Linked DNA regions of Homo sapiens: regions 1, 3, 4, 5, 6 and 7 are each linked to region 2. A link is a loop called in an ENCODE intact Hi-C map of the cell type or tissue named here. Cell type or tissue: endothelial cell of umbilical vein. All regions are shown on one strand. Links, peaks and the distances in the headings refer to the core of each region. The heading gives the core; the rest is flanking DNA. Region 1 holds the start of AUH (AU RNA binding methylglutaconyl-CoA hydratase). Region 2 has its middle 40 kb from the start of LINC02957. Region 3 overlaps AUH (AU RNA binding methylglutaconyl-CoA hydratase). Region 4 has its middle 82 kb from the start of LINC02957. Region 5 holds the start of LOC124902208 (a long non-coding RNA gene). Region 6 overlaps LINC02937 (long intergenic non-protein coding RNA 2937). Region 7 overlaps ROR2 (receptor tyrosine kinase like orphan receptor 2).

Region 1 (4,349 bases), core at 218-4,217, 330 kb before region 2:
GCCTGTGAGGGCATGCAGGGCCTTCCTGGGCCCCCAAGAGTGCAGGGATGCCTGGGGCTGCAGCCGTGGTTTGGGTGGCTACAGCTGCCCTCGGGGAGGGCAGGGCTCCTGCCTGCTCCTGGCCCCCTAAGAGCACAGGGAGGCTCAGATCTGCAGCCACACCTTGGGTGGTGCTTCTGCCTGCTCTGTGGAGCAGGAGGCCCCAGTCTGCAGCTGTGCTGCAGAGGCAACCAGGGAGTTCCCACCCCAACTCAGAAGGGGTGGGTCTCCCGCTTGTCCCTGGCTCCCGCCAGAGAGCGTGCAGCCCTGGCCATGCCTCCCTGCTGCAGCAGTAGGCCGTCTGGAGCAGCCGCTGCCATCTCTAGTACAGTAATTCTCATAATTTTATTTTGCCTTGGTATCCATTTTGAATATGTTTAACTTTCTCATATGAGAAGCAGGGCTCAATCACCTTTGATACAGTTTCCAGTTCTCTGCTTCCTCCCAGTTCTTCAATGTGATCCATCCAGATATCTGCTTAATGCAACTGCTTCCTGGTGACCATCTCCCTATGGGACAGGTAAATGCAGCCTGCTTGACTCACCTGTTGACCTCCATAACCCACATGGACTGTGTAGATGGGCTCCAGTGACCACCTCACAGTGACAGGGTGACTCCATGGAACTTGTGCCTGCTTGTTCTAAACTCACCAATTAGAACTTCCATGGGAAACTGCTTGGGTAACACGCTGGACCCCAACAGAGGCTTTAGCTCCACAAGTGCCCCTTCCTTGACCCCCTTCCACTGGCTGAACTCCCTGTCACCTCCAGATTTACCCTCCCTCTGGTGACCACAAGACCAAATTAGAAAGAAACCATAACAATAAAAATCACAACACCCAGCAGTCAACATGTACATCATTATCAGAAAAGAGGAAAGATACAAAGGAAGCAAAGTTTTCCTTGTAGTAAACTTCAGGAAAATTTTCCTGCATGGAACTTTACAAAAGATAGAATAAAAAGTGGGCTGTGCATGGTGGCTCACACCTGTAATCCCAGCATTCTGGGAGGTCAAGTTGGGTGGATCACTTGATGTCAGGTGTTCAAGACCAGCCTGGCCAACATAGAAACACCCATCTCTACTAAAAATACAAAAATTACCCAGGTGTGGTGGTGTGTGCCTGTGATCCCAGCTACTCAGGAGGCTGAGGTGGGAGGATCATTTGAGCCTGAGATGCAGAGGTTGCAGCGAGAGGCGATCACACCACTGCACTCCAGCCTGGCCGACAGAGCCAGAACCTGTCAAAAAATAAAAAATAAAAATAAAAATAAAAGTGCCTTCAACATCATTTTACAGCAGATGCAGTAATGGAATTCAGTCTACTTTTTGTTTCTACATTGGATAAAAGTTGAGGACATAATGAAGGATGTTTTGCTTAGGACTAAAAAATACAAGAAATTTCTGTGGCACTAGACGTATGCTCATAGCAGCACACTTTTCAAACAGTATTCTTTTTTTTTTTTTTTTTTTTTTTTGAGACAGAGTTTCACTCTTGTTGCCTGGACTGGAGTGCAATGGTGCAGTCTCAGCTCAGGGCAACCTCCGCCTCCCGGGTTCAAGCAATTCTCCTGTCTCAGCCTCCCGAGTAGCTGGGATTACAGGCGTGTGCCGCCACACCTGGCTAATTTTGTATTTTTAGTAGAGACAGGGTTTCACCACGTTGGCCCGGCTGGTCTCAAACTCCTGACCTCAGGTGATCCACCTGCCTCGGCCTCCCAAAGTGCTTGGATTACAGGCGTGAGCCACCGCCCCCTGCCCAGTATTCTTAAATGCAAGCTTTCCCATTAGAGATCTGATAAAAGCTAGGTAGCATTAATTATACTGCAACGTGCTTTGATGAGTACCTACACACTAAATTGATATCCCGAGTTTCTGGAAGAGCTACATACTCTAAATCCCATCTCAGCGTATGGCTTGTTTGAACCCCTGTAAGACTCTTTCCGTCCAGGAAGGGCCATGGGACATCGGTACGAGTGGGTGGGCTGGAGAAAGAACTCCTTTGCCTGTTTGCTGTTCTCATCCTTTTCCTGAACGCCACGTAGTAAACATCATTTATGCTTATCAGGGACGCTAAACCAACAACCTGAGATCCATAAGTAAGGCAGTGACCAACGATGGGCTGCCACACTTTCAGCCAACTTGAGGAGACAAAACTTTTTTGTTCACTTTTGCAGCTTACTTAACACAGGACCGCAGGGCATGGTCCAGGGAGTACGGGGAGATAATTCCCTCCGGGTGGTTCTTATAGAAAAGTCTTCCCTGAATTATTCCATAACCTTGGAAAACTACTTTCTTTCCTTTTGTATTGGACAAACCATCCAATCTCGCTTGGAGAATGGGGCAAGGCCTCGGGTCACCGGGCTTCGGCGGGGCAGTGAGGGGCGGGAACACGGCTCCGGAGGGCGGGGCCAAGCCGGAGCGAGGCGGCGGGTCCGGACGCCGTGCGCGTGCGCGCGGCAGGTCGGCGCCGGGCGGGGGCGGAGCGGCCGTCGCAGGTCCACGCCGTAAACAGACAACATGGCGGCCGCGGTGGCGGCGGCACCTGGGGCCTTGGGATCCCTGCATGCTGGCGGCGCCCGCCTGGTGGCCGCTTGCAGTGCGTGGCTCTGCCCGGGGTTGAGGCTGCCCGGCTCGTTGGCAGGCCGGCGAGCGGGCCCGGCGATCTGGGCCCAGGGCTGGGTACCTGCGGCCGGGGGTCCCGCCCCGAAAAGGGGCTACAGCTCTGAGATGAAGACGGAGGACGAGCTGCGGGTGCGGCACCTGGAGGAGGAGAACCGAGGTGAGGTGCGAACGCTGGGCAGGCGCGGGGCAGCGGGCGGCCGCTCGCTCTCAGGACGGGCATAAGGTGCAGCGTCCGCCGGCAGGACGCGGGGTCGAGGTCAGGCAGGCGCACCGAACCTGGGTCCCTCCCCTTTCTCACCTCCCTACTCACCCAGCGTGGCCGCTTCCTTGTGCACCTATTTCTTGCTTTTAATAACCTAAACGTGTACCCCCGAGCAGCTTACCTGTAAAGTGACCGCATTCAGCGCGGCAAACAGAAGTGCAGCTTACGCCCTCCGCTCCAGACAAGCCAAGGTCAATATATACCCTGGGGATTTAATCCTTGCTACCAGGCTTTATTGTTGCTGTGTAATGGCTTTCTGTAAACTCAGCTATTAGTGGTGGAGTTGTAAAAGCTGCGGTGAAACTGCCTTTTATTATTACGGAGAATCTTAAATTTGAAGCTGCTCAGCTGGAACAATTTTTCCTCTTGTTCATTTTCTCTTAGAAAGTTAGTCTTGAGGGACTGTTCCACTTCATTTAAACAATTTTGAGCACTTTTTATTTTCCTCAGCTCTGGCGATAAGAATGTGGATGGTATGGATCTTGCCCTTGAGCTACCTTCTACGGGAGGAGACATCATTAGCAATACAATACAGAGCTTTGAAGGCTTTGAAGGAGGCTGACAATCCTAGGGAATACTGTTACAGCTCAGTTCCTTTCACTGGCAGTGCAGGGAAAAGCTAAAAGGGTCGTGAAGGGTGGAATAGCAGTTTCCACCCTTAACCTCCGGGTTAAGCCAGAGGACCAGTGTTTTAATTTTGACATGCATTTGTTGAGCACCTATAATCTGTTAAGCAGAAGTGAAAAGCGTGTAAGTCGTGATTGGTTTTAGTGTAGTGAAGCAGATCCTGGTTATTAGTAGGCTGTGTGAACTTTCAAGGCATGGTAAGAGGAAAGGGCTGTAATACCTGCAGGGTTTCGCCATTTGAAAGGGGTTCCAAGGCATTCTTTAATAGGCAGTGGATTTTGCCATTTGTGAGGGTTCTTGGGCAGACTTATCTCACGTGTAAAACAGGAAAAACAATACCAACTTTATAGGTTTGTTATGAAGATGAGATGAGATTGTTAATGTAAATTGCCACTAGCACGTAGCAGTGCTTCAGGAGTGTGATGAATGACTTTATTCCTTACTTATTATTCCAGACAGAGACAAGAACATGGTCAAAGGCATGGAGATGTGAACATGTGTGGTGTATTTGGGACGTAACATAAGGCAAGTGTGGCATAAGCAGAATAGTAAGAAATTCAGCTGGAAGCATAGACTAGCACTGGAGTGATTAGAGCCTGAATGCCATCATCTTTTGGGTAAGCTTAGTCATGCCGGGACTTCACTTCCGTTAAGTGTACCAACAATATGTTAGATATAAAGGGATTGCAAGTACAGCTACTAATATGCACCATATTCTATTTTTTTGGTCGTTATGACTTGAATGCAATTAAAGGAATATTTGTGCAGAATGTCTGGACAGACTTTAAGTTAGGATCTG
Region 2 (4,349 bases), core at 162-4,161:
CGTCTGCTCACACTGTGCATGAGGATTGGACTTGCAGCATCTGTTTTTCAACAAAACATGAAACCAGTCTGAACTTCCCAGGCAGAGACAGGGCTTCACAAGCCTTGCTCCAGCAATGCGTGTCTGTCTCTGTGTGCATCCTTATGTGCACGTACACACATCCTTTCCTTATGTGCTTTCGACATTCCCCTCATAAATAAATCCACTTCAAATGATACTTTCTTCAGTTAAAGATGACTTTTTGTGACCCTAACCCTCAGGAGCCCCTGGGTGCGGGTCTGTTGTCCTAAGTGTATGTGCACAAAGACATGTGTGTGTGTGCACATACCCCAAACACACCACCCATGCACACACACCCACCACTCACAGGCTCACACGTACATACACAGCCACTCACACACCATGCACACAAACACTGCGCATGCACTCACTCACAGGCACACAAGCATACTCACACCCACTCACACACCATGCACACACACCACACATGCACACTCATACGCACTAGCACACATGAACACAGTCACACACCACACATGCATGTGTATGCACATACTTGCACATACCACATATGCATCCACCATACACGTGCACATGAAAACATTCACACATCCTTTCTGTCTTTCATTTGGACACGAATCTGAAAATAGTTCATGATCTTGATGAAGAAACTCTGTCCAGCCTCAGCAGGACTCTGGTTTCTCTTCCACACAACCAGCTTTGCCTTCTGAAGGCGGACCGTGCACTGAGAATCATACCAGGTTGCCTGGTGACTCGAGCCGACCACCTTCAGTGGCGCTTCTGCGGTCAGAAGAGCAGGTCACTTGCAAACGTGCAGCACAGGCGCTGTGCCATTTCTTGTGCCAGTCCTGAGTCCCTGGCTCTGTGGGCAGTTCCTCTCCTTGGAGTTTCCAGGAAGTCCCAGCCTGGGTCAGCCTCGTGGACTTTAACAGCCGTTCTTGTGGAATCCGTCCACCACCCCTTTGTTTTTGAAAGTCCTGGCTGCGAGGCAGGCACGGCACGTGTGAGTCATCCTGCAGCCTTTGAACTTTGGCTCATTTATTTATTAGTCGGCCTCCATTTCCTCTAACTTGCCATTTTGTAAGCAAATTTTCTCTGTTTATTAATGTTTCAGTCCAAAGGTATTGCAATACTGCCTTGAGGTATTGTTTCCAGTTAATTAAAATGCTGTAGTGAGAAGGAGGAAGAATCCTAAGCTCTAATGAGCACTGTTTCAATGCCTGCTGCTGCCTGGAGGAGGTTTACCCCAGTGCTGTAGGCCTTCAATTTCATTTGCTTAAAGCCCAATCATCTTGTAACACAGAACCATACACTTTTCCTTTGCTGAGAGAGGAAGTATTCCTAGAAGCCTATCAGGGGTTATTGAGGGAATGAGAGGAATGACAAGGAAACAAAGCTGTGTGTGCATGTATGTGTGCGTTGGGGCGGGAGGGGGGACAGCAGTGGGGGGTGTTTCCCTGAATCCACTTAAAACAGTCTGTCTGTGACTTTGCTCTCTCAGCTCGCGGGGTCAAGGAAAGGCTGTGATTTGTGCACCCTGCCGCCTGGGAGCTGCAGAGATTCTCTCCGGCTGCCCGGTGTGTGGCCCAGGACCACGCTGGTGTGCAGGCTGCAGCACCCGATGGCCTTGTTTGCTTTACACTCAGTGTTGCCACAGAGCATCCTGGAACCATCAGATAAGGGAGCCATTCTCCGCTGAGCGGAAGCTGGAGCAGAGGACGGAGTTGTGTGGTGTGTCGGATGACTGCCCCCCAGTGTCCTGGTATGAGAGAGGAGTGCAAAGGGGTGTGCAGGATGCAGCCGTTGCAGCGGGAGGGGAGCCCTGGGGCGGAGGGAATTGTGTGAACAGAGGATACAGGAGGGTGGTTTTTTCAGAAGCAAAACGCCCCAGCGGCAGTTCTGGAGCGCTGCCAGGTGTCAGCTGTTTGCATTGCCCTCCGTGGTACAAACGCTGCCGCGTGGCATGTGTTCTCTGGGCGCCTGGGTACCCCAATGGTGGTCGTGGGGTCCACGCTGCATCTTGGTGCCGTGTTCTACCTCGCGGGAGCTGTGTCTGGAAGGACAAATGTCTGACCTTTGCTGGCTCCCGGGGCCGCCCGCTGGCCCACATCGCACATGTGTATAAACCTCTCAAAGGCCTCTTCCCAGGAGACTTCCCCTCTGCTGGACACAGCCAGGTATCGGGGGCTGTGAGCCGAACCTGGTGAGCCGAGCACTACGGCTGTGTAAAAATACAGTTGCTTCCACGGAAGCCCTGCAGTACCCTCTCCACGGACTCTTCACCCATGCTAACTGGTGGTGGATGTGATCCTCAAACAATTTAAACGTGGTTTGAATTTTGCCTCACTCTTATTCAGAAGGCCGTGCTGGCATTTCTGGAAATGGTGTGAGTGAGATGGGCGAGGGGGCTGGCCTGCACTCTCATGAGCGGGCGGCTGAGCATGGTGCTCTGAAGGGCATCTTCCTGAGCCTGGGTGGCTAGGGGTGATGGGGCAGGAGGAGGAGGGCTTGATATTGTGGCTGGTGGTCCCTGTAGTCTCACAGGTGCCTTCAGTGGAAGGGAATGTTGGCCCACGTGGCTGAGGCATGGTGAATCGGGGAGCGGTGGCTGGTCTGCTGGACAAGCAGGTGCTGCCAGGCTGTGACGGCATCAAGAAGTCCAGGGTTTATTTGCTCCTGTGGGACCTGAGGCATCCAAAGCTGCCCTGAACTGCCCACCTCCTGCATTGCTCTAACAACTCGCGCCCAGCCCCCAGGAGGGGAGGGCAGAAGGCAGCCCTGCTCTGAAACAGGGGTTTCAGGGGATAGTGAGGATAGTGGGGGCAACAGTATCAGGAGACTATCCTGAGGAATTAGTTTCTGAGTAAAAAGAAAAATAGAATATGTATTCTTTCTCTCCCGTCCACACCTGTCTTTGCTCAGGACAGAAAACAGGTAGAACCTGTCATTTTGGAGCCTGTACCTCACCGTAAACAAATACATTAGCATTACGGTTTTATGCCTCGTCTCTTGTGATGGGCAGGGGGACCTGGGCCCATCTGCTGTTGGCCATGTGGGACAGACTCCGTCCTCCAGGCCTGGGGGCCACACCTGCTGGACTATGGCCGTGCCTCCCTCGGGTCCAGCTGGAAGTGGCTTCGGGGCAGCTACGGTTCTACATGCCAGAGAGCCCTTGTGTGTATTTGATGGCCAAACCTTTCAGGTTTTTCTTGTGCGTTTGTGATGTTGGGGTGGGTTTAGGAGTAGATTATACAGCAGGCAGGAGGAAGTTATTTTTTACAGTCAGCAGAGGCCGAAAACTGTTTTGTTTTGCAAAACAACCCCAGGCGCTATTTTGGTTGAGGAAAGATGGTTTCAAAAGTAAAATTGTGAGACGAGAAGCTAACTTCTTCCACTTGTGGAACATCCTGTGTCAGGCATGAGAAAGGCAAGAGGGGCCCATGAGCTGAAGAGGTGGCCCAGAATGTTTCTGTGGCCAGGCAGCGGCGGAGGGCTTTTAGGGACAGGTGCCTGCTGGCCAACTCTTAGGGTGGCTGGGACATGCAGGGTGCTGTCCTGTGGCTTCCAGATGTTCTGCAAAAGTCTGGGACATATGACTGTCCTTGTGGGAGGATGCCCGGAGGAGTTTTGTTTAGTGAGCGGCATGCCATATTTGGGTTGCCAATTTGAAGACAGAAGAAGACAGCCCTGGGAGATGGGAGGCTTGAGGGCCTGAGAGGCACCTGTCCTTGAGCTTCTGCCCCTCAGGAAGACAGCACAGGGCTGTTAACTGTCACAGAGGCCCGGGTTTCCCACGTGCTGGGCTGTTATTTTCACAGCACCCAGCAAGAAAGTGTCAGCGGCTGGCTGGGTGCGGTGGCTCATGCCTGTAATCCTAGCACTTTGGGAGCCCCAGGCAGGCAGATAACCTGAGGTCAGGAGTTCAAGACTAGTGTGGCCAACACGGCGAAACCCCATCTCTACTAAAAATACAAACATTAGCCAGGTGTGGTAGTGTGCACCCATAGACCCAGCTACTTGAGAGGCTGAGGCACGAGCGTTGCTTGAACCTGGGAGGCGGAGGTTGCAGTGAGCTGAGATCACGCCGCTGCACTCCAGTCTGGGTGACAGAGTGAGACTCCATCTCAAAAAAAAATTTATAATAATAAAAAAGAAAGTGTCAGAGGCTGCTTTTTGCAGAGGAGGAAACTGAGAATGTGGGAGGCTCCCTGAGTCACTTGACCACCTGGGCAGGTAGGAGGATCAGATTCAGGATCAGAGGAAGGCTGGTTTAATGTTTCAGTAGCTTATTTTGCTTCTGGACATGATCACGTGCATGCAGTCTGTGA
Region 3 (4,349 bases), core at 258-4,257, 270 kb before region 2:
TACTTGGTGCACAAGTTTTAAATTATATCTCTCCACCAGTACTTGCTTATGAAAGCTCAAGAAACCAGTGTACTTTGTTTTTTTGGCTTTTTTACTTCATTAAGCTGTTTTACTTAATTCTTTAGTTAGAAACATTTTGTAGACGGCTTTCTACAATGCTAATTTGTTAATTAATAATTTAAAGTACCAGTGCTTAACCTATTTAATGATTTGAGAATATTAGTATCCCATTTTTCTTGTTCTTTTTGTATGTGGAACCCAAATTTCTTGTCATTTTGTGTTATATATTTCCTATAAGCTTTAGGTACAAGGTGCTGTTAAGAGTTAAGGAAGGTACTTTCTGCCTTCATCATTGAGTATAAAATCTGCAGCACTGCAGTGAGGCTGTCCTCATGCTGTTGCCACTCATGGTCTTACTCTGCATCACTCGCAGTATTAGGGAGGAGTTGGACCCTATTCCATGTTGCCCACATGCCTTTGGTTTTAGCTAAATCGAGGATTGATTACTTATTTTATGCTGTTTCTAGGCAGTTTTTCTCTTTTTTTCCTAGTAAAAAAGTAAATTTAGTCCTCTTTTCTGTGTGAATCCATACAGCCTGAAATTACTATGACAGGCTTGTATAAAAAAGCATGTGAGAGGGAATGCTAGCTTCCAGCAATTTGTTCTTGGTATAATGACCCTTTCTGTAAGGAATGTTGCTGCTCTTCATCTGTTAGTTTTTCTTCACAACAACTTGTAGAATTTTTCCATTTCATTTAGATTTTAACCTAGTGCTAGAATCGAAGTGTCATATTTAAATACTGTTACTTTTGGCTTTTGGATATGTGTTCCTTTTAAGGTCTGTGGTGCCTGAGACTTCTCACTTTGAACTCCCATCTCTCACCTGTGGTATTATGTTTGCAGCAATGACCCTGGTGTGGGCCTCCAGGGAGCAACAGCCCAGCCAGCCTGCAGGCCTCACTCAGGGCTTGTTTTGTTATTGTGATTTTTTTTAAACCTCAGTGATGGGAATGGGAGAATATACATTAGGATGAAGGTAAAGTTTTAGCCAAAATGAAAGATAATTAGGTATTTATTGTAATTTTCAGTTAACTTAGATTTTATTTCTATTCTTCTTGAAAGATTTTAGTATTCAGACTTCCAGCATAATGCTACATAGGGCCTTTCCCTTGAAATGCTTGATTTCACTGCTTTCTGTAGGAACACTATTCTTCAAGCAAAACCAAATTTAAAAATCCTGTGGGGCTGGGCGCAGTGGCTTACGCCTGTAATCCCAGCACTTTGGGAGGCCGAGGCGGGTGGATCACGAGGTCAGATTGAGACCATCCTGGCTAACACGGTGAAACCCTGTCTCTACTAAAAACACAAAAAATTAGCTGGGCGTAGTGGCGGGCACCAGTAGTCCCAGCTACTCGGGAGACTGAGGCAGGAGAATGGTGTGAACCCGGGAGGAGGAGCTTGCAGTGAGCCGAGATTGCGCCACTGCACTCTAGCCTGGGCGACAGAGCAAGAGACTCCGTTTCAAAAAAAAAAATCATGCGTCTGACACTAACATTTTCCTTTAATAATCAAATTGTTCATATTTTTCTAGAAGCATCAAATAACCTACATTATGTGTTGTATTTATCTGAGAATCGAAAGTAGATACTTTAATTTTCCCCACTTTCATAGTCCCTTGAGTCTAATTATCGTAGGCTGCAGGTCCTACAGACTACTGAAGTGAACCAGGGGCCTGCCTTACAGTTGCTTTTTTCCCTCTTAAAATAGCAAACTGTTTAATTGTTTGCTTTAATTATATTTTTAGGAGCATTTCAAAGGATTATTATCTTCTTTGTCATACCTGGCTCATTTCCTGGTACGAAACTGAAAATAGTATCTGATCCTATTGGTTGCATAACATACTGAGTCATAATTTCTTCCTCTTGCTGTTGGGAATAGCCATTGCTCGTTGGATTCGCAGTTCCTGTTTCATTTATTTGTGCTTATATACAACTGTCATTTTGCTATTCCTTTAGATCTTTGAAATTCATAATCTACCTTTCTAAAGGTGTATTTTATTGAGTTCCTGCTATGATTATTAACATTTTTTTTCCTTTTTTTTGAGACAGAGTCTCACTTTGTTGCCCAGGCTGGAATGCAGTGGCACGATCTCAGCTCACTGCAACCTCTGCCTCCAGGGTTCAAGCAATTCCCCTGCCTCACCTTCCCAGTAGCTGGGATTACAGGCACGCACCACCATGTCTGGCTAATTTTTTTGTTTGTTTGTTCGTTTGTTTTTTTGAGATGGAGTTTCACTCTTGTTGCCCAGGCTGGAGTGCAATGGCGCGATCTCAGCTCACTGCAACTTCCACTTCCTGGGTTCAAGCGATTCTCCTGCCTCAGCCTCTTGAGTAGCTGGGATTACAGTCATGTACCACCACGCCCAGCTAATTTTGTATTTTTAGTAGAGATGGGGTTTCTCTATGTTGGTCAGGCTGGTCTCAAACTCCTGGCCTCAGGTGATCTGTCTGCCTCAGCCTCCCAAAGTGCTGGGATTACAGGCGTGAGCCAATTTTTGTATTTTTAGTAGAGATGGGGTTTCACCATGTTGGCCAGGCTGGTCGCCAACTCCTGACCTTAAATGATCCACCTGCCTTGGACTCCCAAAGTGCTGGGATTACAGGCATGAGCCACACTGCACCCGGCCCCCTCTTTGATTATTAAGTGCTCCCAAGTAGAAGAAATACTAGATGTAAAGAAACCACATATATCAGACTGGCATGTGCTTTGAGATGATGCATACTTTCCTGGATAAAATTTACTACGACAGACATCTTTTAGGGAATAATTAGGATGATGTATAGCCTTAGAATTTATAATATTGTAAAATGACTAATATTTAATTACCCATTGAATACGAATTAAGCTGTTTTACTTAATTCTTTAGTTAGAAACATTTTATAGACAGCTTTCTACAAGGCTAATTTATGTTAATTAATAATTTAAAGTTCCAGTGCTTAACCTATTTAATAATATGAGAATTAGTATCCCATTTTTCTTGTTCTTTTTGTATGTGGAACCCAAATTTCTCATCATTTTGTGTTACGTATTTCTTACAAATTGTAAGGCATATGGTGCCTGAGACTTGCTCTTGGAGCTCCTGTCTTCCATCTGCAGGCCCTGGTCCTCACCTCTGGTATGTCTCTTGGCACCTAGGCTGGCTCTTTTTGCAGTGACCCTGGTGTGGGCCTGCACAAAAGGAAACAAGCCCTGGAATTGTTAAGCTTCTCAAGGGCACACAATTTTCATCCTCTTTAGAAACATAATTTCTCAAATTCTTTCTTAAAAAATCAAGACGAGGTCTCACCATGTTTCCCAGGCTGGTCTTGAATTCCTGGGCACAGGCAATCGTTCGTCCTTGGCCTCCCAGAATGCTGGGATTACAGGCATGAGTCACTGTACCTGGCTCAAATTCCTATTAGACTTAAAAATAGTTTTTATTAATTCCAAAAAGTATAAACTTATTGGAGAAATAAGAAAGATGCATTTATCACTCCAGAGATTCCAAGGGTTTTAAGAGCTGTGTGTCTGGAAACAGGGATGAAGACCAAATATGTATTTCATAATATCACGGCCTCCAGCAGCTACTTGCTGAGTGACTTCAGCACTTACGTAGCAGGGAGGGAGCACCCACTCTTTCTCTGCTTCTGCTCTCTCCATCTTAGAACTCTTGGCAATTTTTCTTTTCTTTAGCTCCATAGGACTGCATATGTTTATTTCTTTATTAAACAAAAGAAGTTAATAAAAAAAAGAAAAGTAGGCAAAATACCAGGATTAATATAATAAAGGAGGAAGAGGCAGTGAAAAACCGTGAGGTTTGTCCCAGATTAGTAAGAACGTTATTGAGTAGCATTGATGTGATGTTAATTTTTGTTTCATATGGGCTGTATGGTAATGAATGTTCTGATAGAAAAGGTTATGCACAGAGTGCCATGTAAGCATAGAGGAAGGGACATTTGAGCCTCGACAGACAAGTAGGGGCTAGCTAGGCATTCTAGGCAGAGCTGCACCTTGTATACAGATATTGAGTCTTGAATGGAGACTTTTGGAGCTGTTTTAAGTAGTTTGGGGCTGGAACAGAATATCTGAGGTTTTGGAAGAGATTAGGCAGGTGTGCAGAACTTAGTTCCAGGTGCCTTCCTGTGCCATGCTAAATGTTTACACCATTTCTATCCTGAAGGTAGAATAAATCATTGAACAGTTTTAAATAGGGGAATAGCATGACTGTGTTTACATTTTAGAAAGATTACCCTACAGGAAAGGTAGAAGATGCATAGAAGGGTGGCAGATTGCAGGTGAAGGAGATTAA
Region 4 (4,349 bases), core at 234-4,233, 120 kb after region 2:
TCCCCACAAGAGAAGGCAAGGGCCTTCGGTGATGTTTACTCTTCTCCTTGATATCTCATAATTTAAATACTATAATGTAAGATTGACAATACTTAAGTATTCATATAAAGTCAATGTATTGTGTGTTACAGGATAAGGGAATAAGAGAGGAAAGAAAAAAAGATATTTGCTTACTTTGCATACACACAAATGTATTCTTAACAAAACAGGGAGAAAGTACTCATAACAGTTACAGTCCTGGTTTCTGTAACTGGTCACATGGCCACAGTAAGTATCTATAACCACTTTATTCCACCGACGCATTCTGTATTCCCTTTGCCTTCAGCAAGCCCCTCAGGTGGTTATGAGTTTTTACCTGGTGCAGTGACCCAAACCTTCATTCCTGAATTTTCCATTGAGCTTAATCACAAGGCATAGTAATACTAAGAGACGCCCTAAGGAATTTCCTATGTTCTAGACATACTCTTCCTTACTTCCATTGTGGAGCAGCAATCCAATTTCCCTTTGATAGTCAAGATCAATCACCCCAGCCAGCAATATCATTCTCTTCTTGGCCTGTTGACTCAGAGACACGAAGAGCCCACAATGGCTGGATGACAGTCTTCATTTCCAGTTGGAAGTTGTGGAAGTTGTAGAAATTATGGAATCATTGTTGCATCTCCTGGTGGAAGCATTCTTCCCTCTGGAGCTAAGACATTTAGGCTAGCAGGGCATAAAGTTGTGGGAACAGGAAGCAAAAATGTTGCCAGTGGCTCACTAGGGGTGATGGTGAGTGGTGTATCTCCCATTTCCACTGCCTGATTCCCGGACCAGTGAGTCGTGGCTATGGGACAAACAACACCATCGATTGGAGGCTGATTCAGAGTGTATAGTTTATGTCCCAGAGTCATCTCCCTGGGCATGGATGGGAACTTCCCAGAAGAACTATGGGGAGCTGGTTATTTGACATATTGAGCAACATGTTTGGCTTCACAGTAATGTGCCCAGGTAAGTCCCTTACCTCTGTTTGGTGCTGTCCATAGGCCGCCTTGTCAGTTAGCTGAAAGGCAGTGAGAATACATGCGTAGGAATACATAGCTTCTCTGTAATCCCAGCACTTTGGGAGGCCGAGCGGGGGCGGATCACGAGGTCAGGATTTCAAGACCAGCCTGGCCAATGTGATGAAACCCCGTCTCTACCAAAAATATAAAAAATTAGTTGGATGTGATGGCATGCACCTGTAATCCTAGCTATTCAGGAGACTGAGCAGGAGAATTGCTTGAACCCAGGAGGCGGAGGTTGCAGTGAGCTTAGATCGCACTACTGCACTCTAGCCTGGGCAACAGAGTGAGACCCAGTCTCAAAAAAAAAAAAAAAAGAAAAAGAAAAAAAAGAAATACATAGCTTCTTACCACCCAGGAAGGACCGCCAGTCACTCCTTTTGACATTCCTCAAAATTTCTTTTGGATGTGTCAAGAAAGTGGCTCACCTTTGGCTTTGCTTCACGTCTGGAAATCAAGAAAAGCTGTGAGCCAGCCCTGAAGTGGGATCTACTCAAGACTGCCGATGGCGCCCCCCCTGGGAAGGTGCTAGAAGGCTAGGCCGGGACTACAGTGGAGCTCAGAGCAGGTGGTGACGGGATCCCTGCTCTCAGTCCATTGCAGATTTTTGAAAATTAACTGTCCTCACCTGGAAAGCAGAGGCTGGATTAGATCTGAGATTCTTTTGTCACCTCTTTGGACCCTACATTCTGTAAGGTAGGGTCCCTCCACACCATATTGATTCAGCAGTACATAAATTCATTACTTTGTTTTCACATCTCCCTTAATCAAAGCCTGGACTAGCAAGCTCCAGGTGGGGAACCTGAGCACTCCTGTCATCCGGAATGCCTCCGGGAAAAGTGTGACGAGTCCTTCAGTTCCCAACAGCCCAAGGACTCCAGGCTGGAGGCTAGCAGGCCTGGGCGAAGGCTCCCTTCTAGCTAAAGCACGCTACATCCCACCTTCGGAGACCAAAGACTCCAAAATGACTGCATTTCAATGTCAAACTAACAGAACAAGTCCACACCAAGCTGACCTTTAGCAAGTGGAGTTAGAGAAACTCATTCCAATCCCCTCTGCTGGACAACACTGTGATCTCAAAGATTAGATATGGGTTCTCTGAATAGAGCAGTCATTTGCCAGTCACTTATTTTGAATATAAATCACTTAATACATTATTTCTGTACCTGTTGAAACGCGATTCCAATTGTGCATGCAGTTGGTGTCTCTTCCACTTTCATAAAAATAGGCATAACCTAGGAGGTAGGTAGCCTGTCCCTTTCCTGCCAGGTGGATGGCTGGGACCAGCTCATGCCCAGGTGTTGGCTGCCATCTAGTGGGCACTTGAGAAGTAGCCCTGAGCTGCTGTGCAGTCCAACTCTCAGTTGTCTGCCCCAAGTGGGCCGTCCCCGTGCGGAGAGGCACCCTGCAAGCTGCCTCCTTCCTGCCCTGGAGAGCAGCACTCTGGCCAGGCCTTCCCACCCCATGTCAGGGACATGGCTCCATGGCCAACCCCCACTTCTTGTCCTTTCCCTTCTTTTTCCTTCCCTCTGTCCTTCTGGTAATGTTTGCCTTTTAAAATTGGCAAGCCAATTTAATTCCCAAACCAAGGAAATTAACCCCCCGAAGTGAGAGAGAGTGCAGCAGCAGTGGGCAGTATTTGCCACTACTGCTTACTTGAGGAACTACCCTGAGGATGGCCATTCTTTATGTAAACCCCAGCCCTGGGGGGTCTACACGGTGAAACCCCAGAGCTCAGGGTCCCTTGTCTTACCTTGGGGCTTCAGGAATAAGCACTCATCAGGGATTGAGATTCACATCCTGGGCCCAGGAGCTCTGGATGGGAGGCTGCCTTGGGTCACGTCAGTCGCCGCTCATTATAACACGGTACTTGGGGCTGGGCACTGGGCTGGAACACAGTGGCTTTGGAGGGGCCCACAGCGTGGGCCACGTGGTGCTTCCCTGACTTAGCAGTGAGCCAGCAGCCATGCCCACATCCAACAGACCCAGAGTCCATGCTGCAGTTGTTGCTGGATGCCTGTGACCTGGGCTGGTGGCCAGAGGGACGGCACTGGAGCGGGAGACGTGGTGCCACGCCGGGCTTCCCTCAGCTTCAGGCTCTGGTCAGACTTCAGGGACAGCATCTCCTTTGCTCCTCCCCACGGCACCAGGCAACATGGGTGGAGTGGGACTTAGCGATGCAGCTCCGTCCATGGGGCTTGTGTGGTGGGGGCAGCTCTGGGATTATAGCTGCCCACCTTGGGGTACCCTGGCCTTGCAGGGTTAGAGGACAGAGCCAGAACATGCCAGCTGGACCTGGCCTGATCTTTCTACCAGTCTGTCTGGACAAACCTACACAGACAGGTCTGACCCCCAGGGAGCGGAAGCTGGTTGGGACATGGCCCTGGGCAGATATGACCCTCATTCTGTCACTGTTTTTTGAGCAGGGACTTTGGGAAACACCCACCTGTGCCTTTCACCTGCCCATTCCCCAGGAACGGTCTCACGTTGGGCGTCGGGTGTTGTTTTCACAGGGACCACCAGGTTTTTCAGCAGACAGCAGGGCAGTCTCAGAGCCCAGCATTGCCCTCCTGGCCTCCCCGGGTCCCAGCACAGCTCCATGCCTCCATGTGGGCAGCTTCATGGGTCCTGTCCCTGAAAAGCCCATGGAGTCTGCATGGGGTGGGGCAGTTCCCGAGCATGGAGGGGGAGGAATCTGGCTTCTAAGAGAGATCCCCCACCCCCATCCAGGTGACTTCTGGGCACCTGTCCCAGCCACCGAGGAGAGTGGTTATGAGGGGACATCTAGGATGTTATACAGCTGCTAAGAGATGAAAGTCAGGTGACTCGGAAGATCCTGATTCTCTGGCTGACGATGGGCACCCTGGGGCCCATGCAGGCTTGAAGTTGGGGCTGGGGGAGAAAACAGGGGCTTGGTCTGCTCTGGAGGGAAGTGGCATGGTGTCCTGCCAGACTGGCTGGTTTGAAAGTCGTCAGGAAAGACCCACAATAAGACACATTTATTGATGCTAATTAGCCATGGCTGAGATTGGCTGAATCAGAGTCTCTGAATTCAGACATCCTCACAGGCCAGTGTTTCTCAGCCCCAACACCACTAGGCAGAGGTAAACAATGGCAGAGGGATAGGACACTTCGAGTACAATGTTTGCACCTGGAATTCTCCCACCTGCCTTGCAGTGACCTGGTCATCTCGACAGGCCAGAGATGAGCAAGTCTTGGCTACACACGTGGGTGATGCTCCCCACGCCCTGCAGGCAGGGACCAGGCAGCTGGGGTCACCCAGGAGAGAGTGGCAGGGCGGGTGGCCCA
Region 5 (4,349 bases), core at 142-4,141, 160 kb before region 2:
GGCAAGTAACAGACCCAGCTTGAACTGAACGAGTCAGGAAAAGGGACTCCCTGTGCCCAGCCAGGGAGCCACTGGACTGCTGTCTCAGGACTCTGGGAACTCAGTCTTTCTTCTCCCATCTCCCCATCTCCTCTGCTATCCAGCTTCCCCTGTGGTAGGAGGATATGGCCCCTGGCAGCTCCCAGGCTCCCAGCCACAGAGCAGGGTGCTCTTAATTGCCACTCTGCTCAGAGATGTTTGGGGAGGATGAGGGCCCTAGGCCAGGGGGGAGGTGTGGTAATTGGTAGTTGGTAGCCCTCATTAGGACGTCGTGATTGGGGTGGGGTAGAAGCCCACCATACCTGGCTTTCAATTCTAGCAGACGGCTACATGGGTATTACTGGGCTTGTTCTTGTCCCTGTGTCTCTAGGTTATTAGTGCATTTCTTTGTTCACCTTTGGACATGCAGGATGGCCAGACACCCGATGTGTGGCTTGTGGACCCCAGCAAACCACAATGCAAGATTCTCCAAACCCCTATTGCCACCAACTGAGTAAATACGCTTGGCACAAAATGGGCTACTGTCTTCCTGGTGCTGTAAGAGTTGTGTTTAATGAAATACCAAGTCATCATTTGATTCATGTTGGTTGTTTGTCATTTTGTTTTCTCAGAGGAAGACAATTGTCCAGTTACTCTCATGTTGGGCTCCTCAAACTATTTTGAAGTTCATATTCAGAAAAATGGGAGCCCGGCTGGGCACAGTGGCTCACACCTGTAATCCCAGCACTTTGGGAGGCCGAGGCAGGCGGATCACGCAGTTAGGAGATCGAGACCATCCTGGCCAACATAGTGAAACCCCATCTCTACTAACATACAAAAAATTAGCTGGGCGTGGTGGTGCGCACCTGTAGTCCCAGCTACTCGGGAGGCTAAGGCAGGGGAATCGCTTGAACCCGGGAGGCGGAGGTTGCAGTGAGCTGAGATCGTGCTACTGCACTGCAGCTGGGCGACAGAGCAAGCCTCCATCAGAAAGAAAGAAAGAGAGAGAGAGGAAGGAGGGAGGGAGGGAAGGAGAGAGAGAGAAAGAAAAAGAAAAGAAAGAAAGATGGAAATGGGAGCCCCTACTTTTTGTTGCTTGAGGAGCAGTTCTAAGATTTTCTGCTGCAAGTGATCAGGCAACACAAGTGAACTTGTCCTAAACAACAGAGCCTGTTTCTAAATACAACTTCTACAGAAGAGAATACTTGTTTTTCTTTCTTCTGAACAGTTGACACGGCCCCGAAGTTATGTAAGATGAGTTAACCTGCAGCGCTGCCACATGTTCTTGTGAGAAGTTAAACAAGGAGAGGAAAACAGGAGGGAGGAAGCGGTAACTTACCAACTTCCTCCCGTCCGAAGTCCTTGATTCCAACTCTTTCCTTCGAAGAACAGACTTTGTGATAACCTTTACTCTTGATTGCTACGTGACAGCAGTGGCGGGGTGGGGGGTTGTAAATGGCACAGCGGCGGGTGCGGCGAAATTCGGGGTGCGGCCCTAAGCCACACGACTTTCCGCTGCATCGAGAGGGTTGTGCATGTGCTCAGCTGAGCCTCGGTGCTTGGAGCAAGCGTGTGCAACCCCAAGGCCCCCGACCGCGACTCGCTGCTAACATTCTGGCTTCACCGAAAGCCAGTGAGTGGTTAAACACTGACTTCTGACCCCTGCTCCTCCGGCGATCTGTCTTGCCCCTCGCATTCCTGCGGGTCCCGGGCTGGGGGACGCTGCCTACGTGCGGCGGCTGCCCTTGCGCGGCCGAAACGCCGGCTGCTTCCTGGAACGCGGTGCAGATAAGAAGCCGCTGCCGGGCTCGGGTTTCAGAAGCGCGCCACCGCGGGTTACAAAACCCTGTGTCATAATTTCACTTCGGATTTTTTTTTTTTTCTTTCCTAGTGCTGGCTTCCCGCAGAAGGACGTTTTGTGTGTTAGGTCCATGTGTGCGTGTGTATTTCCTTTTGGTAATTATTTTGGAAAACGTTCAGAGGCTAAAAATAGAGAAGCCAGAAGCCTCCTTGCTGCGCGACTCGCGGCCCCAAGCTCTCCAGCGCACAGGGTCCTGCTGAGACACAGCGACGACCACCGTGTGTCCCCGAGTGCCCGAGCCCCGTGCCGGGCCTGGCCGCTGAGGACGCGCTCCCCGCCACCGGCTCATTTTCTCGGTTCTAAAACCTTCAATGCCCGTCGCTAGCAACTTAATCTGCGCTCTAACTCGCAGAATTCTTTTGACCTGTTGGAGAAAAATAGCATTTTAAGATGTGGGTTATTCAAGAGGGTGGAGTCGGCTAAGTTTAGTGGACGCTAAAAATAGCCCAGCGGTGCGGGCGGGTCAGGCCTGGGGGCGCCAGGACCTCCGCCCTCACCCTGCCCCCTACGGGCCTACGAGCCGCAGCCCTCCCAGGGCCTGTGCGTAATTCTAGCCAAGGCCCAGTGTCATTTCCAAGAGGTGCCTCTCGGCCGGGTTACTCATATGTCAGATTCCCATTCTCACGTTGTGTTTCACGCAGCAACTGCATTTCCAAAGAAAAGCGTGAGTCACTACCAAGTGGCTGCAGAGGGAGGGGAGGGCCACCATACACCGGAAGAAAGGGGGGGGGGGAAGGGGCCTTTTTATAGCGTTCTGAGCTGGCTTTCTTTTCCATAGGTTAATTTTTATCTTAACTACCAAACTTAGGCTGGATCGCCTTTTTATAAGAAATCTATTTAAATACAAGGGATTATTTGAACTTCTTTTTAAAAAGCCAAGGGCATTTTTTGTGTGGTTCTCAGCTTATAAATAAAATATATTAATAGTTGTTTAATGGGCATTTAAAATGCCAACTGCCTGTGACTGTTTTTAGTGCATTCTTCAAACACCACTTGGAGACCTGAAACTGCCCCCTCGGTTCAGTCCACAAGGGGACTGCCACCTTGCCATGGGCCAGGTATACCCAGCCCAGCGAGGCCAAGCTCATTGCTCTGAACAGATGGTGATTTTCAAACTGAATGCTATTCTGGTGTACTTATTTAGGAACAAGATCTAAAAATAGACTTGAATGAGCATAACCTGCAAAAATAAGTTGTCAGCTTCTTTTTACTCCTGGAGGGTTGAAAACAAAGCTGTCAGCAATTTCTGCGAGCTGAGGAATCTGTATACTTTCTTATTTTAGAGAGAGCTTTTTCAGTGGGACTGTAATTGAGTCCCCTTAAATCTTTGTGTCAACAAATTACCATCTGTTGTTCTAGAGACTCTCAAATTGGTGAGACTCGCTGCTGCTTACTGCCGGGGTGGAGGGGGATGCTATCGTTTGCCCTTGTGGACATGAGCTTTGGAGAGGGAATGGGTGCCGCTGGTATCCGACGTCATTGCAGGAATGAGTCCAGGCTCTGCCAGCCCCCATTACCCAGACCCTGGGGTCTTGTAGAGGTAGTGATTGAGAGATGCCTGGGAGTATGGGCTTGGAGACAGGGGTGGCACTGAGGTGGAGAGGAAACCCCAGCCAGTTTTGGCGGGGCCTCAGGGGAGTCTCAACACCTGTTGGTGGCTGGGGTCATAGTAGCCCAGAGCGCTGGGTTTTGAGTAAATCCATGAAGCGCTCAGCCCTTCTTTATAAGGTACTTGGTGTAGCCTTTGTGGCAGGAAACCACAGGTAATGGGGACAACAGAGGGCCTTTGTCCCCAGTCTGGCACATCCACACCATTTTTCTGTGAAGTGACCGCACGTGCTGACCTAGAGAGAAGTCAGAAATGGAACTGAGCCCTTGTTTCTTCTTGGAGAGGAGTTCCCCTGAATATGGGAAACCGAATGAGGATGGAAATGGCCCCTCTCTCTGGATGGAGGATGGTGTGCAGAGTGGTCCCCAGACTCCGTACCCTTTGGAGGTCAAAAGTCTAGGCCCCAGCAAGCCCTAGACTTGGGATGGCTGGCCCTGGGGCTGCCCATCCCGTCCAGAGAGCTTGCCTGGCTCCCAGCAAGGTTCTGTGCCTTCAAGCAGGGGAAACGGGCTCTGGCCAACAGAAAGTGAAATGAGTGGCATTAAACTCAGCAAAATCAAGTCCTGCAGATCCGCCCCCAGAAAGCCTTTCTCACCCTGGTGTGTTTAATTTTGCAGGTGCGCCTCAACTCCAAACAGCTCTTTTAAAACAATTTGCCCACCAATAGGATTTGCGATTCTGGGGATTAGAAACTTTCTCCATTCAGCATTTACTGTATTTTAACCTCCATGGGAATGCTGTCTCAAAAGAATGGAAACAAATCCTGGTTCCTACTTCCTATGCTCCCAGGAAGCACAGATGTGCACGCATGCGCGCGTACACACACACACACACACACACACACACACACACACACACACA
Region 6 (4,349 bases), core at 81-4,080, 95 kb before region 2:
GCAGGAGAATGGCGTGAACCTGGGAGGCGGAGCTTGCAGTGAGCCGAGATTGCGCCACTGCACTCCAGCCTGGGTGACAGAGCGAGACTCCGTCCCAAAAAAAAAAAAAAAAACAACCAATAGCAAGTATTACATTTGGCAACAAAATCCTCCTTCCCCCTCTTCCTTCCTTCCTTCCTCCTTTATGAATAATACTTATTATTATAGATACTTACTGAAAGTTTACTATGTGTATTAGTCTGTCTTCATGCTGCTGATAACGACATAACAGAGACTGAGTAATTTATAAAGAAAAAGAGGTTTAATGGACTCTCAGTTCCACGTGGCTGGGGAGGCCTCAGAATCATGGCGGAAGGCAAAAGACACGCCTTACCTGGTGGCAGGCAAGAGGGAATGAGAGCCAAGTGAAAAAAGGAAACCCCTTATAAGACCATCAGATCTTGTGAGACTTATTCACTACCAGGAGAACAGTATGAGGGAAAACTGCCCCCATGATTCAATCATCTCCCACCAGGTCCCTCCCACATTATATGGGAATTATGGGAGCTACAATGCAAGATGAGATTTGGGTGGGGACACAGCCAATCCATATCACTATGTGCCAAGCTTAGGATACAATATTGAAAAACCAAACAAAAATTTTCGCCTTTATGGAGCCTTATGTGTAGTGAACTAAACATCAGAAATAACAGAAAATTTGATTTTCTATTTGCAGATGATGTGATTACATATTTAGAAAACCTCAGGGCTTTTGCCAAAATAAATAATAGAATTAGAATATTTTAAGAGGTAGCTGGAAACAAAATCAACAGTATCTTCTCTTTTTTAGTAGCAGCTAGTTTTCTCATGGGAGTGAGATTAAAACATCTCCCCAAACCTAAAATCCCTAGAAAATAAATTTTACCAAAAAGTTCAAGACATACTCAGAGAAAGGTATAAATCTCTGTGTAGGATGTAGATCAATTCTTGAGTAAATAGAGAGCAATTCCATACTTCTGGAGGGGAATATTTAAATCTTAAAAATGTGAATAGTTGAAAAAATATATATATATTATACAAAACTGAAGTTTGTGCTTATACATTTTGAAGATATTTAACATACTGAAAACATTAATAAATTGTATATCTTTATTTTACACATGTGATGCAATATGAAATATAATGCCAATAAAATGTATTTGAGTTGAGCGGAAATTATTTTAAATTTCCTAAAGAAAAATAAATGAGTAAGAATTGCCAAGAAAACTTTAGAAAAGAAACATGGTATTGGGCAGCCTGCTCTACTTAATAGTAAAACTTATTATACTCTAAAGCTACTGTAATCAGAGTAGAATGGGTAGGAAAAAAATGAAAGAGGCCCATAGACCAGAAATAGGTCCAAATATATATGGGATTTTAATATATTTTCTTTTCTTTCTCTTTCTTCCTTTTTTCTTTCTTTCCTTTTTCTTTTCTTTCTTCCTTTCTTTCCTTCCTTCCTTTCTTCGTTCCTTCCTTGCATCCTTCCTTCCTTCCTTTTTCTTTCTTTTTCTTTCTTTTTCTTTCTCTTTCTTTCCCTTCCTTCTCCCTTCGCTCCCTTTCCTTCCTTCTCCCTTTCCCTCCCCTCCCCCCCTCCCCTCCCCTCCCTTCCCCTTCCTTTCCCTTCCCTTCCTTCTACACAGTTTTGCTCTATCACCTAAGCTGGAGTGCAGTGGTATAATCCTGGCACACTGCAACCTCCGCCTCTTGGGTTCAAGTGATTCTCGTGCCTCAGCTTCCTGAGTAGCTGGAATTACAGGTGCACACCACCACGCCTGCCTAATTTTTGTATTTTCAGTAGAGATGGGGTTTCGCCATGTTGGCCAGGCTGGTCTTGAACTCCTGGCCTCAAGTGATCCACCTGCCTCAGCTTCCCAAAGTGCTGGGATTACAAGCATGAGTTACCTTACCCGGCTGGGAATTTAATATATGTTAAAGCAACATTTTAATTGAGTGAGACACAGTCGGCCCTGCAAAAAATCCTTGCCGAATGAATGAAGGCTTGTGAGAGTTTGAGGGAAGAAAAAGGCTCTCCATGCATTGCTAGTGGGAATGCGATTGTTAAAATAGTTATGGAAAGTAATACAAGAGTATTTATTAAAATAAGAATGTTTCATCATAACAATCCTTCCTTTTAGAGACTGTTCTTCAGGAACAAAAATGCCAATAGATAAAGATATATTTATTGCTTATAATGGCAAAAAGTGGAAATGATACAAATATTCATCAAAAAAAGATTGGTCGACTAAACCAGAATACAATCATACTATAGAATATCGGAATAGAATGCAGCTCTCTAAACGTTAGGTAGAATTCTATATCTCTGTATCCAAGAAATACCCATGATGAATTGTTAAATGAAAAAGCAAGTTTCAGAATATGATAATATTTGTGATCTGAGTCCATTTCTCTGTGCGTGTAGGAGAGAGAACCACAGGCCTCTGTGGTCCGTATGTGCACGGTGAGCGTGCAGGAGGCTGCATGCCAATGCTGTCAATGGGGTGGGGATGAACTGTGGCAGGATGAGTCATTTATTGCTGTTTCCTTTATACATGTTCTTTCTTTGACTTATTACAATGAGCACGTACTACTTTCGTCATTTCATAAAATCCAGTAACAGCTTCTCTGCAAAGCCCTCCAAATAAATAAAAAGTCTGTGTCCTTCCAAGAGCGGTACTGAAGTGGTTTAAAGCTCCCCAACTCTGGCTGGCACTGGACAGGAGCCTGGGGGTTGACCGGGGGAATGGGGAGAAGGAAGATTCAGGCTCTATCCTGGTGACAAGGGAGCATACCTGAGCTTGCCTGACCCAGATGTCTTTTTCTGTAGTAACTTTTAATTTTGATATACTTTTAGACTTACAGAAAGGTTGCAAAAAAAAAAAAATCAGAGTGACTATATAACCTTCATCTATAAAAAATCAGGGGCCAACACTGGTGTAATGCTATTAACTACAGACTTCATTTAGGTTTTCCCATGTTCCTGTAACATCATTTAGCTGTCCCAGGATCCAATCCAGATCCCACAGTGCACTGAGCTCTTGCTCCTTAATATACTCCAATCTGGGATAGCTTCTCAGTCTTTCCTTGTTTCTCTTGATCTTGACACTTTTGAAGGGCACTGGTCAGTTATTTTGAAGAACGTCTTTCAATTTGGGTTTGTCTGATGTTTTCTTATGATTTGATGGAGAGTATGAGTTTTAGGCAAGAAGACCTCAGAAGTGCCTTTGTCAGTGCAGTGCAGCAGGGGCACGTGATGTAATATGTGTCATTGTTGGTTTTGTTAGCCTTGATCATTGGGTTAAGGTAGTGTCTGCTTCATTGCTTAGTGCACAAGTAGTAAATATCAATAAAAAATGTAAGACATAAGAAATACAATAAGAAATTATAAAGTAAACATAAATAAGAACTAGTTTTCCTTTTCTATTAATTTTTCCCTTTGTATGAATAGACATCTATATTTTTCACTCTGATTAATAGACATTTTGTGGGGAGATACTTTGGCACTAGGCAAATATCCCTTTTATCCACAAACATTTGGCAGACTTTGCCTGCAACCACCATTACTGTGGTGTTCACCAAATGATGATTTTGTATTTTCCTTATTCTTTCTGCATTTGTTAGTAGAATTCTTCCATATGACCTCTCTCTCCTCCCCCATTTACTTACCCATTTTATTCTGTTATTTATTCTACTCGTATGGACTCAAGATATTTATTTTATTCTATGTGACAAAGACATCTTATGACCAGTTTAAGTAAGGGACTTATGGACTATCTTCAATTGTCTCTCTGTGTGTGTATGAGTGTGTGTATAAGAGAGAGAATATGTAAATGGCATTTATGCAAGGTTTTATAGGGACACATCTCATTGTGATGAAAATACAGAACTTGCTTTCAAAATCAAAAGAATAGCTTTAAAATTGTGAAAAACTCTATCATAATAGGGGGTATTTTGACATATATGATTATATCCCATTAACCTAAGAGATCTGAGGTTACAGGAAAATAAATGTGTAACTGGACTCGATGCTGAAGGGCTTAGGAAAGCCCTGAAAGGAACAAATTGGTTTAGAAGGCACTTCCTGAGCAGAAAACAACCAGGAACATAGAAAAAGTGAAGAGCGAGCTTGATCCTGCTCATAGCCCCGTGCTGTGCTATGGTCCTGGGGCCTAGTTCACAGGGTAAATTCTGGGGTCAGGCTGGTGAGTGCCTCTCCTCTGGTGCCTTAACCTCCTCCTCTGTAAGATGGCAAGCATAGTATGATCTACTGCATGGGGTGTTGTGAGACCGGATGGGAATTATTGCCTACAAGGTACTTACAAGAGCTCCTG
Region 7 (4,349 bases), core at 86-4,085, 690 kb before region 2:
CACCAGTCCAGGCAGCAGGGTAACCAAGGCTGGGCTGGGAGCTGGAAGCAGCAATTGGTGAATGAGTGGGCACCCGCGGATAAAGAGAGAGCAGCCGGTGAAGCGAGGCTGGGCTCACCATGCACCTGGAGATCTCCTCCTGGGGTGCAGGCCCGCGTGTCTCTACTCCGAAGTGCAGGAAATAAACACTGGCACTAATGACCTTCCTGATGTGTGATTCAGCAGCTCCAGATTTGGCATTGCCTCTGGCTCAGCAGATCAGACACAAATCTTCAAGAATGTGTTCATTATGGGAGAACAAATTTTAAGAATGAAATTATCAGTCATTCAAATTGCGGTCTAGGCACTCTGGAGCACTCCAGACCTTAAAGCTGTCCTGCAATGAAGGATGGCCCTGTGCCCTGTAAGGAACAAAAGCAGGTTGTAGGACAGAACTGTGTTAGAGGTGCTTTTTTGCTTATTGTTTTGTTTCTGGCAAAAGGAAAATGAGTGGGAGTTTGTGTGTGAGCACACACAGGCTCCTGACTTTTACGAGGTTTTGGAAAGATGGATATCAAACTTTTAGCAGTGATTTCCCCAGACCTACAAAAGTGTTCAAATACAAGACTTTTTTTTTTTTTTTTACAGTGAGTAGGAATTACTTTTGTAATTAAAAATAAATCAAAGCATGAAAAAAATGTATGATTTTGGACCAGTCAATTCTTAGAATCTTGTATCGCAGGTTTGTACTTACAGGGCATAAATGGAAGGATATTTATTGCAGAATCACTTGTGAGAGCTAAACATAAAACAGACTGTTTATCAGTAGGGCTGGATGGGGCAGTTGGAGACGCCTGTGCTGTGGAGTGGCATGCAGCTGTGGGAGAACACACATATCTATCTGCTCCAACATGAGCTGCTGTCCAAGAGATTTTATTCTGCCAAAAAAACAGGAGCAGGAAAATATGGATGACACGATTCTATTTAAAATCAAGTTCATTTAGGCCGGGTGTGGTGGCTCACGCCTGTAATCCCAGCACTTTGGGAGGCCAAGGCAGGCGGATCACCTGAGGTCAGGAGTTCAAGACCAGGCTGGCCAACAGTGCAAAACCCTGTCTCTACTAAACATATAAAAATTAGCCAGGCATGGTGGCGGGCGCCTGTAATCCCAGCTAGTCGGGAGGCTAAGGCAGGAGAATCACTTGAACCCAGGGGGCAGAGGTTGCAGTGAACTGAGATCCCACCACTGCCCTCCAGCCTAGGAGATAGAGCGAGACTCCATCTCAAAAATAAATAAATAAACAAACACTCTGTCTCAAAAATAAATAAAATAAAGTTCATTCAACATTCGAATTAAGAAAACCATATAAAACTACTGTGTCTATATGTCAGAATAGTTGAATATCGGTTGTTCCATGTGGTTCAACCTAAAATATACATAAAGTTAGGAGAACACGAAACTTAACCATTTATAGCCTTTGGGAAAGAGGACTGTTAGAAATACTATCTTTTGAAAGGCCACATTTCTGTAATACTACAGTTTTTCCCAGTAAGCATGAGTCATGTTGGTAATGTTAAGTAGATAATAAAAGCAGGTGATGGTGTCAGTGTGAGCTCACACCTCTGGTCTTGGCGTGAGAGTGGCCTGGACTCTCCTGCTAACCTTAATAATGAAAAATGAACCAAACCCTAGTAAAAAAGAATGAATCGGCATCCCCAGTGCCCCGAAGATTTCTGGAACACCTGCCTCAGAACCCTTTCAGAGGGGAAGCTGCTAGGTGGGGCCAGAAGAAAGTTTTGTTTGTGGTTTTACTTGATTTCTTCTTATTTGGGGGAGCAGGGGTGGGGCAAGGCTGGGTTTTGGGACAAGGTGCTTTTTTCCTAAGGTGGCAGTAGCATGTTCACTTTTAGAACCGAGTTAGCTCTTTTAGGCCTCACACTGACCAGAAATCACTTGTTTGCTTCCAGATGAGAAGCGCTTTGCCCCCTGGCCATGGGGCCCTCTAAGTCTGATATAGTTATTTGCAAGGTTAAGGAGAAAACAGAACACCGTGGTTTTCTGGGGATGTGGGAAAGTGGCTCTCTAGAGAACTCACCTTCCACCAGGCTTAGGGTCAGCGTCCTGAAACGGCACCACTTTGTCTTACATTCAATTGCTTTGACGTGTGGGGTGCTTGGGGCCACGCAGCCTGGGAGGAGCCAGCCCTGCCTGGAGTCCTGCTCAGAATCTGAGGTCACCTCAGCCTGCCTGGTGTGCCCCCTGTACCTTTCTGTAAATCCTGTAGAGGGAGACAAAGAGTTACTTTTCCCTGTGATTTAAAAAAAAAAAAAATGCAGGGAAGGTAGCTGGTGGCCTTGAATCTTGGTACCCAGTGCTTTCCAAGAATTCTTGTGCCCCTGTTGCATATTGTATTGGGTCAAGAGCATGGACTACTGGTGCTCTTTTAAATCTAGTGCATGTTTAATTATTACCCTAAAAGAATCTGTCATCATTAGATAAAAATGTGAAGAAAACATTAAAATGTTGAATGAGGAAAAGGATCGTGTCTAATCCCAGTACCAAGTTTCACTCACCTTGGACAAGGGTCTCCAGTGAATTTCATGAACTTGTCAGTAGCTGGGGAGACCTTGATAAAAGTGAAATTGGGCAGAGCACCTATCTCCGATGGTATTCAAACATCAGGAACAGAAAGCGGATGTGGTCGTTATTAAGATCATTAGAATTCATTTACTTTTTATACTGCATATTCCCGCTTGTTTCCAGGTTGGGCAGTTTTGGGTTTTGTTTCCCCAGGATGCAGCCGGGTGTGCATTTTTTGGTGCATCATGTTTTTTAAGGTGTGGTGTGCCCTTTTACCCCATTGTGTAACTTAGGTGATGACACACGTGCACGTGAAGATTTTGGCTGGAGGTGGAGAGTGGGTTGGTAGAGAACTTAGAGTAGAAAAGGGATGTTTTCTGAAAAATCACGAAAGCCTTATTGTTCACAGGTCCCCGAGACAGCAGCAAGATGGGGATTCTGTACATCTTGGTCCCCAGCATCGCAATTCCACTGGTCATCGCTTGCCTTTTCTTCTTGGTTTGCATGTGCCGGAATAAGCAGAAGGCATCTGCGTCCACACCGCAGCGGCGACAGCTGATGGCCTCGCCCAGCCAAGACATGGAAATGCCCCTCATTAACCAGCACAAACAGGTCTCCATGCCTTACATTTTCTACCCGGGTGGCTCTTCCAGGTTTAATCCTCAGGGGTTGTTTCCCCCAACATTAAATGTCTTAATTTACTTGATACATAGCACATAATTATTTTAAACTCCGCTTCATTTTGCCATTTTTTTTTTCTGTAAACTAGATCAGGACATGTGTGCTTTAGAAAATAAATGGCAGGCGTGTTGGGAATTCACTGCCCCAGAGTCCATGGGCCTCCTTCTGCCTGGACCATGCTGCCCCTGTGGGCCCCAGCGAGTGTCCTCACTGTCCAGGTGCCTCAGCTCTGCCCAGAAGACACACAAGAACAACAGGGCTCCAATGCTCCCCATAATTTTTCTTGACACTTTTGGGTTGGGTTGGTTTTGCTTTGTTTTGTTTACAGGGAAGGATAGGAGAATAGCTCTTAAATGGGAGTAGGTGGACAGGCTACCACTAAAAGGCCACCCCTCATCCCAGAGCAGCCTTAGATGGGGGTGGGGCACTGAAATACAACAGATGAGAACATGTGCTGCAGCCTCTCCAGGTTGTGTTGTAAAAGGGCATTTACACTCATTGCAAGCCGTAGGTAACATCATTCTCAGCCAGCTTTGCAGGGGCTCTTCAAGGTGGCCAGGAGGGAGCTGATGCACTTGGCTCTTCAGTCCCAGAGTCGGTGAGAGTTTGCTATGGGCAGGGGCTGGCCAGCGAGGAGGGCACAGAGCCCCGGGGCTTGCACGGAGGCCCAGGAACCTCTGGGGAGGATGAGGGCTGGCCACACGGGAGGAGCTGGTGTCATAGAGGCCGAGAGAGATGCAGGGTTCTCAGGGCTCCTATCACCTGTGGGGTACTCTTTCCAGGAACATGTTTAACAGAGACCCTAGTCAAGAGGCCCATGGACAGGCCCATTGAGGGAACCTCTGTAGAACAACTGGCTTGGACTCTTATAAGTGACAAAATTGCCAAGACAAAAATGTCGTGGGAAAGCCTCTGTGGGGTCCATGAGAAAAAGACATCACATCTCACGTGATGTGTCGGCACACATGGGGGTTGGAGGGAACCTGGCAGGGTATGTCCGGGGCAGCCCCAGGGCAGCTGGTGCCTGGGCCTGGCTGTAGGGTGTGTGTGTGTGTCCACACATGCACAAGTGGGAAGGAAGTCAGTGTGTCCCAGCTGGATTTTGGAG

Evidence for each region. Hi-C counts contacts between places; a loop is a spot of excess contacts. Peaks named below come from ENCODE experiments on the same cell type or tissue, not always from the same donor. Only the 100,000 strongest peaks of a DNase experiment are listed, where the experiment ranks them.
Region 1: it touches region 2 in a loop (6-fold over the local background); 7 of 110 quality-filtered maps call a loop at or near these places.
Region 3: it touches region 2 in a loop (4-fold over the local background); 3 of 110 quality-filtered maps call a loop at or near these places.
Region 4: a loop joins it to region 2, with 6 times the contacts of the local background. A loop is called at or near these places in 28 of 110 quality-filtered maps.
Region 5: it touches region 2 in a loop (11-fold over the local background); 24 of 110 quality-filtered maps call a loop at or near these places.
Region 6: a loop joins it to region 2, with 5 times the contacts of the local background. A loop is called at or near these places in 3 of 110 quality-filtered maps.
Region 7: a loop joins it to region 2, with 9 times the contacts of the local background. A loop is called at or near these places in 12 of 110 quality-filtered maps.

Annotation. Positions count from the first base shown.
Region 1 is chr9:91,360,097-91,364,445 of GRCh38, reverse strand. AUH (AU RNA binding methylglutaconyl-CoA hydratase) reads left to right here and starts at 2,528. Exons shown (of 10, transcript NM_001698.3): 1 at 2,528-2,818. The coding sequence starts at 2,557. RefSeq lists a silencer at 2,358-2,797. In endothelial cell of umbilical vein, for the core only: no CTCF peak of the experiment used is centred there; DNase peaks (open chromatin) are centred at 2,455 and 3,175; H3K4me3 peaks cover 1,393 bases; H3K27ac peaks cover 950 bases.
Region 2 is chr9:91,034,757-91,039,105 of GRCh38, reverse strand. No RefSeq gene overlaps it. Among named protein-coding and RNA genes, the nearest start is that of LINC02957, 40 kb to the right of the region's middle. RefSeq lists enhancers at 3,220-3,269, 3,280-3,329, 3,440-3,699. In endothelial cell of umbilical vein, for the core only: a CTCF peak has its summit at 1,771 (motif pointing left); DNase peaks (open chromatin) are centred at 1,015 and 1,715; H3K27ac peaks cover 1,054 bases.
Region 3 is chr9:91,300,522-91,304,870 of GRCh38, reverse strand. All of the region lies in intron 4 of AUH (AU RNA binding methylglutaconyl-CoA hydratase), which reads left to right. Among named protein-coding and RNA genes, the nearest start is that of AUH, 59 kb to the left of the region's middle. In endothelial cell of umbilical vein, for the core only: no CTCF peak of the experiment used is centred there; a DNase peak (open chromatin) is centred at 1,850; H3K27ac peaks cover 950 bases.
Region 4 is chr9:90,913,086-90,917,434 of GRCh38, reverse strand. No RefSeq gene overlaps it. Among named protein-coding and RNA genes, the nearest start is that of LINC02957, 82 kb to the left of the region's middle. RefSeq lists a silencer at 2,276-2,425. In endothelial cell of umbilical vein, for the core only: a CTCF peak has its summit at 2,354 (motif pointing left); a DNase peak (open chromatin) is centred at 2,354.
Region 5 is chr9:91,191,272-91,195,620 of GRCh38, reverse strand. LOC124902208 (a long non-coding RNA gene) reads right to left here and starts at 2,599. Exons shown (of 2, transcript XR_007061660.1): 1 at 2,505-2,599; 2 at 1-2,243. RefSeq lists enhancers at 911-1,778, 1,682-1,941, 2,360-2,654, 3,621-3,790. In endothelial cell of umbilical vein, for the core only: a CTCF peak has its summit at 2,388 (motif pointing left); DNase peaks (open chromatin) are centred at 1,340, 1,780 and 2,500; H3K4me3 peaks cover 554 bases; H3K27ac peaks cover 2,193 bases.
Region 6 is chr9:91,129,912-91,134,260 of GRCh38, reverse strand. All of the region lies in intron 1 of LINC02937 (long intergenic non-protein coding RNA 2937), which reads left to right. The region is part of intron 2 of LINC00484 (long intergenic non-protein coding RNA 484); the gene reads right to left. Among named protein-coding and RNA genes, the nearest start is that of LINC00484, 13 kb to the right of the region's middle. In endothelial cell of umbilical vein, for the core only: no CTCF peak of the experiment used is centred there; a DNase peak (open chromatin) is centred at 2,540; H3K27ac peaks cover 304 bases.
Region 7 is chr9:91,725,364-91,729,712 of GRCh38, reverse strand. ROR2 (receptor tyrosine kinase like orphan receptor 2) reads left to right here. Exons shown (of 9, transcript NM_004560.4): 8 at 2,970-3,172. Among named protein-coding and RNA genes, the nearest start is that of MIR3910-2, 91 kb to the right of the region's middle. In endothelial cell of umbilical vein, for the core only: a CTCF peak has its summit at 2,265; a DNase peak (open chromatin) is centred at 2,262.